2 separate regions of the Homo sapiens genome follow, and region 2 is linked to region 1. Evidence: chromatin loops called from intact Hi-C (ENCODE). Cell type or tissue: Caco-2. All regions are shown on one strand. Links, peaks and the distances in the headings refer to the core of each region. The heading gives the core; the rest is flanking DNA. Region 1 holds the start of LOC102724497 (a long non-coding RNA gene). Region 2 has its middle 17 kb from the start of HK2-DT.

The links. A loop is a pair of places that touch in the nucleus more often than their neighbours do. Peaks named below come from ENCODE experiments on the same cell type or tissue, not always from the same donor. Only the 100,000 strongest peaks of a DNase experiment are listed, where the experiment ranks them.
Region 2: it touches region 1 in a loop (7-fold over the local background); 5 of 110 quality-filtered maps call a loop at or near these places.

Annotation. Positions count from the first base shown.
Region 1 is chr2:74,712,610-74,717,991 of GRCh38, forward strand. LOC102724497 (a long non-coding RNA gene) reads left to right here and starts at 2,690. Exons shown (of 3, transcript XR_427047.5): 1 at 2,690-2,766. RefSeq lists a silencer at 2,817-3,076. In Caco-2, for the core only: a CTCF peak has its summit at 2,566 (motif pointing right); DNase peaks (open chromatin) are centred at 2,602 and 3,012; H3K4me3 peaks cover 841 bases.
Region 2 is chr2:74,814,340-74,819,721 of GRCh38, forward strand. No RefSeq gene overlaps it. Among named protein-coding and RNA genes, the nearest start is that of HK2-DT, 17 kb to the right of the region's middle. In Caco-2, for the core only: no CTCF peak of the experiment used is centred there; DNase peaks (open chromatin) are centred at 2,332 and 2,702.

The DNA.
Region 1 (5,382 bases), core at 62-5,061:
GAAGATGAGCACCGATCTGTCTGGTGGTCACATGGAGGGCTTTGCAGATCTCTGACACTGGATATTTCCCCTTGCCCTGGTGCCAAGGACTAGGGGAGAGATCACTCTGGGCTTGAGTCAGGGACAGGGATGCCAGGCACAGCGAAAGAAGATGACTGTGGTACAAACCCAGCTGATGAAGTGGAAAATAAATAAAAGAGAAGGAATCAAGCTGGTTCATGTAGGAAGCATGCACACACTCATCCCATCCATTGTTCCACATCGGGCACCTCCCTGAGCTAGCTGCCACTCCTGCTGCACTCTGCCACTCCTTGGAAGGCAGCACAGGGCAGTGGTTAGAGCCTTCTCTTTCAGTGTCAGACAGGCCTGGGTTCATGTCCAGGTCTGCCACTTTACTTACTAGCTGTGGGATGCTGATGAGCCCAAGCTCTCTCCTAGCCTGCTTCTTGATCAGTAAAATGACAATGACTAGAGTACCTAGTATATGGAGTTACTGCAGGACTTGAATGTGCCAATACATCTAACATGCTTAGCATAGGGCCTGATCATGGTTGGCATTTGATAAGTGCTAGTTGTTATCATTATTAATATTACTAATCATCAAAGAAAGATCTTCAGTTGGATATTTGGGCAAAATTATGAAATTTATCCCTAATCTTTTGATTTACAGATTGGTGTGGATCTGTTATTAAGTGTTTTCTTTTTTTTTTTTTAAGTTATCTTGTTTCCTGACTCCTGAATTGAAGAGTGTTTCTTCTATGAATTTCTTTTCTTACAGAAATAAAATTGAAAGAACTTTTAGAGAACTGACATGTTAGACACAGTCTTGAGCTTCATAGAGATCACAGTCTGTCAGGGGAGAAAGAGGACGAAAATAAGCAATTTCAGTACAGGGGAGGAACATTTCAAAAGGGGAATGTGGGGTGCTAGGAAGGAGGGAGATGCATGAACTTAACACACCTGTCACTTCTGAGCAACTGGTACTTCCAGCAGCCCCTCCTGCTGCCCCCTCCATGCTTCCCTCTGAAAGCAACACCTAATAAGCCATTAATAAGTCAGAAGAAAAGGTTTGCCATGAAGAAAAGGCTCTAAGTATATTTCTTTTAGTTTCTTGAAATTTTCAAGTCTGATTTTAGGAAGTTGCCATAACTTGAAAAATTTCAAACACTGCATGAGCATCTAGCAAAAGCTTGTAAAATAAAATGAGTGCTCATCACATTTAGAGGAATTATAAAGGCAGCTGTGATACAGGAAAAAGAGCCCTAGTCTTGGAGAGTGGAGCTGTGTATGTGCCCTGGTTTCAGGTGCTGTATGATGATATCAGGCATGGCACTAAACTACGATGAGCCTCAGCTTCTTCATCTGTAAACTGGGGATGAGGACACCTACCTCCCAGGATGGTAGAAGGACTACATATGATTGTACTAGATACAAAAGTAAAACAGTGAACAAACAGATGAAGATTGTTTATCTGGGAGTTTAAAACCCAGAATCTTCCAAACAACAGAATGCTGAAAATAGTAAAGACTAGCTAAGGTTTAAAAGACTAGCATTTATTGAATCCTTACTGTGTCTAAGCATGGAAGACATTTTATCTCATTTAATTCTCATAACCTGTGAGATAGATACTCTCATCATCTGCATATTACAGGTGAGAAAACTGAGGCTCAGAAAAGTGAAGTAATTTGTCCCATATTCCCAAACTAGCTAGTGTCAAAGCCTGACTTTTTGACACTGGATGTTTTGAGCTCAGAGCACTTTTTTTTTTTTCTTGGACATTTTGAGCTTAGAGCACATCCTCTTTTATGTTATATTCCTGTGCTTGTGTGTATTATCTCATTTAAAACGCACAATCCTATGTGGCCTGTATATTATTCCCATTCAGTATGTGAGGAAACTAAGTCACAGAGAGAATAAATAACTTTCTCAAGGTCACCAAGTAAGTAAACTGGAGTCAGGTTCAAACTCAGGCAGCCTGACTCCAGGGCGCTTCAACCACAATGCTAATGGAATTATTCTAAAATGATTTTAAAAACAATCATTCATTTTCAAAATCATGGTATCGGAATGCGTGAAAAAAGACTTGCTATGGCACAGAGAACATTGTAATGGGGTAACCCGCCAGGCTAGGAATGACCCAGGTATGACCACTGGTCATGGCACAAGGCCCTTTCTGAGCAATATAGGCAGGGCAGAGCCTGCCATGATGGAAATCACAGTAACATCATGGAGGTGGCGCTGGTAAAAAAAAAACCAGCTCTGCCCGATGTGCATCGATTACAAGACCTGGTGGCGAACATATGTTTTACAGCCCTAAATTGCATTCGTGCAAATATTTATCATCCATCCCCTGCCAAATCCGCATAATGGAAAAACAAACCAAAGGAAAACCTCCAGAGGATGTGAAGGCTATATCAAGTCTCTTGCCAATTGTTGTGCTCTTTGGGCGTAATATATCTAAATCTTAGTAATTCCAGGATTTCCAGTAATCTGGAATATCCGCTACCCTGTCCTGAAAGCCCTCCTCCAGCAGTGGGCCGCCCAACTTGAGTTCGCTCAATTTCCTCTTTCACCTGCAGGTGGCAGCACGAGTGCCGATCGCTGTCAGGCGAGGGCGCTCAGGGGTGGGAGCCGAAGAGAGTAATTTAGGGATAGAGGTGAGAACGGAGTTAGACACAAAAGTAAGATCACATGAACTCCGACTTCGGATGGAACACATCATCCATTTAAACCCTCGAGCCGAGCTCAACTGGAAACTCCACCTAAGTAAGCGTCGTGGGCCCTGGAGCCCCGCGGCTCAGGGCAGGCCGGGGCGGGGCGGACGCAGCGCGGTTTGCCCGCCTGTGCGGAAGCCTCCGCAGTCCGCGGCTGGCAGGGCCTGGGGCGGTCTTTCGCGTGGGTGTCCGTCCCTCCGCAGCCGTACTGCCGGCGCCAGGGCCGGCTCTGCACATTTCGTAAGGCCTTACATGGCTGCACCCCCCCCGCCACCGAGGACCTGAGCCCGCCGGCCGCCCTCCCGCGCTCTCCCGCCTGGGGACTGCGAGCTCCGCGCTGCACCTCCAAGCGGGGGACGCCTGCGGACTCCACCAAGCTGCCTTCCCCCGTACTGCTGTCCCCTGTGGGAGCAGAGGAATCCGACCCAGGTCTGCAGGCGAGGGACAGGAGGCTTCTTTAGACCTGACAGGGTGCGGGTTATTTTGTCCCTCACCTTTCCTGCTCAGGGACCTGTCCTCCTCCGTCTCGTTCCATGCCTTCTCTCCTCCTCTTAAAGGATGCTAATCACATTCAAGCCAAAAGATTAGAGACTTTTCTGTGTCCTTCGTCAGGAATGCTTGGATTTGTTAGGAAGGGAACTGGATACAACTTCATGAGATATAAGGGTGTAATTTCAGACATGTGCGTTTCTTTCTAGGATTATTTAAATTACACCTCAACTCACAATCGGCTCATGCCTTACAACCATCTGTGGCTAAGAGGCAAGTCGGACTTCCTGGTAAACCCTCTTCTCTTAGGTGAAGCATGGAGCTGTGACCTTATTAACCTGAACAGCAATTGGGAGCCTCAAAATAGAAAAAGCAAAAACTCAGGAAAGTTTATTTATTTATTGTTAAGACAGAGTCTCACTCCATCACCCAGTCTGGAGTGCAGTGGCGTAATCTCGGCTCACTGCAACCTCCGCTTCCCGGGTTCAAGTGATTCTCATGCCTCAGCCTCCCGAGTAGCTGGGATTACAAGAGCCCACCACCACGCCTGGCTAGTTTTTTTTTTTTTTTTTGGTATTTTTAGTAGAGACAGGGTTTCGCCATGTTAGCCAGGCTGATCTCGAACTCCTGGCCTCAGGTGATCTGCCCGCCTCAGCCTCCCAAAGTGCTGGGATTACAGGCATGAGCCACCATGCCTGGCCAGAAACTTCTTTAATCAACATTGATTTTCCAGGAATAGAAGTTGTATAATAGAGAAAGCAGCACCTGAGTAGGGCCTTAGAGTCTAGAAGGTGCTTTCAGTTACAGGCTTGGGAGACACCCATTACTCATATGGTCTTCGATAGGTAAGTATTAATCCCTGGTGTTTGTAGTCATGATAATTACCACTTGTGAACAATGTAGCTGGTGTCCATTGTCCTCCACCAGTACTGCAAGACAAAGAGTCATTAACTAAGTAGATGACACACTCCTCTTAGTTTACACTCCGTCCCACTTGCCCCCCACCTCCATGAAAGCAGGTATGATTATTCTCCTGTAAAATTATTTTTCCTCCTACTTTCCTGACCTGAATTCAACTGCCTTTCTGTCTGCTCAACCTTCTGGTGAAGATTTCTGCCTCTGCCCCTCCCCATCTCACCTTCTAATTCCTACAGACTCCTCCCTAGATTGACCACCCGGGAATGACTGTCTAGATTATACATTATGAAATTTGATTATAGTTGATTAAACACATTGTTAAATATTGCCCTGACTTGTTTTCATTCTACTTTCTGAAAGTATAATCTGAACTAGCTGTGAGCTTTGAGAGAACAGGAACCATATTGATTAATCCTAGGCTTAATAAGATGTATTAAAAAGAGACAATAAATATTTAACAGTTGAGTATGAAGATGAAACTTTATTGATGAGAAACAGGAAATGTCATCCACTCAATCTTTCCATTAAAGTTTCCTGAGTTTCAACTTTGTGCCAGATCCTGTGCTGGACAGTGTAGAGGAAATTAAACATGAGGAAGACATGGTCCTGCCCTGATTTGTAGGAGATAAAGCATTCACACAGCTCACCAGAAGGCAGTATAAATGCCTCAGAGTGCTGGAAGCAGAGCGCTACCATTCAGAGGAGCAAGAAGAGAGCTCCTGTGGCTGGTGGTCAAAGAAAAGTTCACAGAGAAAGCAGCACCTGAGTAGGGCCTTAGAGTCTAGGAGGTGCTTTCAGAAGGCAAAGATGTTGTGTCAAAGTTAGGCAGAGGGAAGAGTAGGAGCAAAATTAGGAGGGGAAATAAGTCGTAAAATTTATATGGGAAAACCAAGCAATGCAGTTTGACTGCAGTGATGCAATAAAAGTAGTAAGTGATATTTATCAAGAACCTACTGTATGCTGGATATTATTTACTTTATATATATATTTTTCATCTTATCCTCATAATCACACATGAGGTAGATGCTGCTAATACTACCATTTTATGGATGGGGAAGCAGAGGCTCAGATGACTTAAATAATTTACCCAAGGCTATAGCACTACTAGGTTGGGATTCGACTCTGGAGCCATGCTATTCCCCCTCCAAGATATGTGTGGGAAGAAGAGAGAAGTGAGATTAGGGAAATTGTTTGGCAGGTCCTATTAAATTGTACCTTAAATGTCAGAATTCAATTTGGTTAAGTAATAGGGAGCCACTGA
Region 2 (5,382 bases), core at 130-5,129, 100 kb after region 1:
TATTTCCAAGCCATCCTTGAAATAGAAAAACATCTTTATGTCCTAAAACAATTTAAGGACCTTTTAATCAATGTGTAAACAGACCTAGGATTAGAGTTAAAGAGGTGGAAAGTAAATCCCACATGCAGAAGATCTGAGACCCTGGAGAAGAGGCACTGTGCTCTAGCCCAGCACTCTATAAGCATCAAGTTAGGCAGACATCTGCTGGTGAGGAGAGAAAGGTAGCTTCGCTGTCGGTACTGTCAAAGACAAAGGTGAAGACTTGCTCCCAGCTGCTGCAGGAAAACATTCTATAGTGTGGTCCACAATGTATGAGAGACTAAAAAAGTTCAAGCACATTAGGAATGAAAGCTTCTTTGTCCACACCCCTTCAGTAGAGGATCTCATCCTTTCCCATGCCTCTAAATATAAGTGAACTTGACAACTCCCAAATTTTACCTGCAGCCAGATTTCTGATATGAACAGAAACTCATGTAACTGTCCACTTGTGATCTCCGCTTGAGTTATCACAGGCATTTCAGTTTAGCATGTCTGAAATGGAACTCCAGATCTATCCATCAAATCCATTCTTCCCCATATTTCTGTCTCAATAAAGGGTACTTCTCACTTGCTTAAGTCAGGAACCTGGAGTCGCTCTTCATCCTTCATATCCAATCCACCAGCAAGTGCTGTCAGTTCTATCTCCAAAACATGTCTTGACTCCACCCGCTTTTCTCCCTCTCTACAGCCATCATCGTTTGCCAGACCACAATCATCTTTTGCCTGTTTGGCTCAGTGGCCTCCTAACTGGTTGACCAGTTCCCCTTCTGCTCTTTTCCAATCCTTGTTCCAGACAACAGCCTGAGTGATTAAAATATCACCCCTCTGTATTTGCAGATTCTGCATTCAGAAATTCAACCAACTGCGGATCAGAAATATTTGAAAAAAATTAAAAATAACAATACAACAATAAAAATAATGCAAATTAAAAAACCAATACAGTACAACTGTTTGCATAGCATTTACATTGTATGAGGTATTAGGAGTAATCTAGGGATGATTTAAAGTATATGGGAGGATGTGTGTAGGTTATATGCCAAAACTATGCCATTTTATATCAGGAATTTGAGTATTTTGGTGTCCCTGGGGAGTTCTGGAAGCAATTCCTTGAAGATACCTAGGAATGCTGTATATATACACAGTCAACATGTCTCTTAACAATGAAAATATGTCCTGAGAAATGCGTCATTAGGTGATTTTGTCATTATGGGAACATCATTGAGTGTTCTTACACAAACCTAGATGGTAGAGCCTACTACACACCTAGGCTGTATGGTATAGCCTATTGCTCCTAGGCTACAAACCTGTACAGCATGGTACTCTATTGAGTACTGTAGGCAATTGGAGTACAATAGTATTTGTGTATCTAAACATAGATAAGGTACAGTAAAAATATGATATTATAATCTTATGAGACTGCTGTTGTATATGCGGTCTATTGTTGACTGAAATATCATTATGTGGCATATGACATGTATACACACACACACACACACACACACACACACACACACACACTGAACCATGCCACTGACCTGCTTAGTACCCTTTAGAGGCTTCCCATTGAACTTGGAATAAAAATCCCACCTTCCTCTCATAGCCTTTCAGATTCTCCCTGGAGCTGAGGTTCATCTCACGCCCCCTTCATCTATGCTGGCCCTGCTCTACTTCTCACAGAGGCATGTTCTTGCCAAGATATTTCCTGCTTCAGTGCCTGTGAGCATGTGGTTCCCTCTCCTGCAAGGCTTTCTGGCCCCCACTCTGCCTGGCACTGAGGCATGTCATGCACATTGTATTTTCATGAACAATGTCCCTTAGAGCTGTCCATCAAGGCAGCCCTCTTTCCTGACCACACAACCTAAAATCAGCTGCCAGCTTCTCACTCTCAGAGACCACATTTTTTTTCCCTCATAGCCTGTAACACAACTTGTAATACATATTTATTTGGGTATTTACTTTTTAAATCTCTCATGCCTCCTTAGACTGTAAGCTTCCTTCAGGTAAGGATCACACTTGACATGTTAACCACTGTATATCTATGGGCTTGATACAGTGCTTGGTGTAAATCGGTGTTCTGTAAATTCTTGTGGAATGAATGAAGTAAGGAAAACCCACAGGGCAAGGGGAACAGGGTCTAACAGGGCTGGGTGAGAGTGAATTAAGCAAAAATATGACACCAATACTGAGCAAACTCCAGGCTTGAGGGCATGGCATGCTGGTGCTTCTCTGAGAGTCCCATCTGCCCAGGCTCTTAGAACTGTGTGCTGATAGCTCTTTAAGTGAGGGTAAATATTAACACACCAGGATTACCCCAACTGTGAACTCAACCTATGTGGTCCGAGTTAAAGGCCTTATCTCTTGCTACAATCACCAGACACAAATGAAGAGAGATCAGTATTCTATGCTTCTCTCCCTCCTCCCACACTTCCACTCCATATCCTGGTATTCTTTGCCCTTTCAAGCTTCTGTGCTCTGCCTTCACTATTTATTTATTCTTTTGCTTCTCCTTTCTCCATGCCCAGGAGGCTGCCCTTTCTTTTTGGCCCCTGTATTCCAGAGGGATCTCAGGCATTCTAGCCCTTGACTTGGGTCACCACTGCTGAATCAACCGCCCCATTCTCATGTCTTTCCTTCGGGTCTTTCGGACAGTCTTGGCTAGAGAGCCCCAGCCACCTGCCTGGCCCTGCTGACCAGCACAGGCTCCCACCGATCAGTCTGTTATCTTTGCTCCCTGATCCTCACTCTCTGAGGCTGCACGTAGCTCTCTCTCTAGAGGGAGGGAGAGCCATTTCTCATGCTCCTGTGATTTAAAAAGGCAGGCATTACTTTATCACAAAGCGCCCAGAAAAACCATAGCCCAGAATAAAAACAGATCCCTTTCTCTGTGGTCTCTTTCTGCTTCCTTTTTAAACTTCTCTTTTTTTGGTTGTACATATAGTCAACAGAAATTAAAACCATCAGTCAGTGGATATCAAGTTACTGTTGGAAAAACTACTGGTAGCATTATGTGTATATACTTTTATTCAAAATGTCATTACATGTTATCATGATGCACATACTATAAACTTCAATGGGTGTGAAAGGTAGACATGAAATGTTAAATTTCCCTTCTATGTCCACACCGCCCCACTTCCCCTTAGCAAGTTTCTTGCATAACATTCTGAAGATCCTGTGCATTTACAAACATGCATATAAGTGCACTTTCCTTCCCCTCCTCCCACTCTTCCATTGTTCTGCACCTTGCTCTGTTCTCTGAACAATATGTTCTGCATCAGGAATCCAAAAGTGTTCTAACTTTTTTTTTTTTCTTTTCAAGATGGAGTCTTGCTCTGTCACCCAGGCTAGAGTGCAATGGCTCAATCTCGGCTTACTGCAACCTCTGCCTCCCGGGTCCAAGTGATTCTCCTGCCTCAGCCTCCTGAGTAGCTGGAACTAAGGGCACGTGCCACCATGCCCAGCTAATTTTTGTATTTTTAGTAGAGATGAAGTTTCACCATGTTGGCCAGGCTGGTCTCGAACTCCTGGCCTCAAGTGATCTGCCCGCCTCAGCCTCCCAAAGTGCTGGGATTATAGGCTTGAGCCACTGTGCCTGGCCTCAAAAAAGTGTTCTAAGTTTTTATAGCTACATAGTATTTCATTTTTTGGACAAATCATAATTTACATTAAGAAAATGGCATGAAATTTCACACATATATTACAATATATTTATGAATAAATTCCTCAAAATCAAGGGGTATAAATACATTCATTTTTAATTTGATAGAGATTGTTGAATTGCCATCTGGAGTAATTTATGACCATGCTTGTTCTATACATCTTTGTCAGTATAGTTTACAAAATTTTTCTATTTTGCTAATCTGTGAACTGAAAAATGCAGTTATTATAATTTTAATTTGCTTTTTTTTTTTTTTTTTTTTGAGATGGAGTCTGGCTCTGTCTCCCAGGCTGGAGTGCAGTGGCACGATCTCGGCTCACTGCAGGCTCCGCCTCCCGGGTTCACGCCATTCTCCTGTCTCAGCCTCCTGAGTAGCTGGGACTACAGGCAACCGCCACCACGCCAGGCTATTTTTTTCTGTATTTTTAGTAGAGATGGGGTTTCACCGTGTTAGCCAGGATGATCTTGACCTCCTGACCTTGTGACCGCCCACCTCGGCCTCACAAAGTGCTGGTATTACAGGCATGAGCCACTGCGCCCGGCCGCATTTTATTTGACCACAAGCATATATTTGTATGTTTAGAGCAGGGGTGTCCAATCTTTTGGCTTCCCTGGGCCACATTGGAAGAAGAAGAATTGTCTTGGGCCACACAGAAAATACGCTAACACCAACAATAGCTGATGAACTGAAAAACAAAACAAAAATCACAAAAAAATCTCATAATGTTGGCCGGGCGCAGTGGCTCACGCCTGTAATCCCAGCACTTTGGGAGGCCGAGACGGGCGGAACACCTGAAGTCAGGAGTTCAAGACCAGCCTTAACATGGAGGAACCCCGTCTCTACTAAAAATACAAAATTAGCCAGGCGTGGTGGTGCAGGCCTGTAATCCCAGCTACTCGGGAGGCTGAGGCAGGAGAATTGCTTGAACCTGGGAGGTGGAGGTTGCAGTGAGCCGAGATCACGCCATTGCACTCCATCCTGGGCAACAAGAGCGAAACTCCATCTCAAAAAAAAAAAAATCTCATAATGTTTTAAGAAAGTTTATGGATTTGTGTTGGGCCACATTCAAAGCTGTCCTAGGCCACATGTGGCTTGTGAGCCGTGAGTTGGACAAGCTTGATTTTGAGCATTTATATTTCCTTTTCTATGAACGCTTCATAATCTGCCTATTTTTTCAAATGGAACAATAATTTTTTCCTTATTGATTTGTAAAAGTTATTTATATTTTCAGGAAGTTTGTTTATGGTGGGCTTGTCTTGAGTAATTAAAAAAATTTTAATGTAATTCAATTCAGCTTTCTTTTAAGGCATCTGGGTTTTTGTGTGATACTTAGGAAAGCTTTAATTACAGGGTATTACGTACATTCTCCCATGATTTTTTCTAATAATTTGATTTTTTACACATAAATCTTTGCTCCACCTGTAATTTATCTTGTTGTAACCAATAAGATAGGAATCCAAAATAAATTTTTCTTCCCAGATGGTCACCCTGATGTTCCTGATGTTCCAACACCATTTACTGGTTAATCCATCTTTTCCCTGATGACTTGAAAAACCAAAACTTTATCGTATACTAAGCCACTACATGGCTCTGGGCTTTTTATTCTGTCCACTAGTCTGTCTAATCATGTCTGGTGTCATGTGTTAAACTCTTTAACCTCTACTGTTATGTCAAAGGTGTTACAACA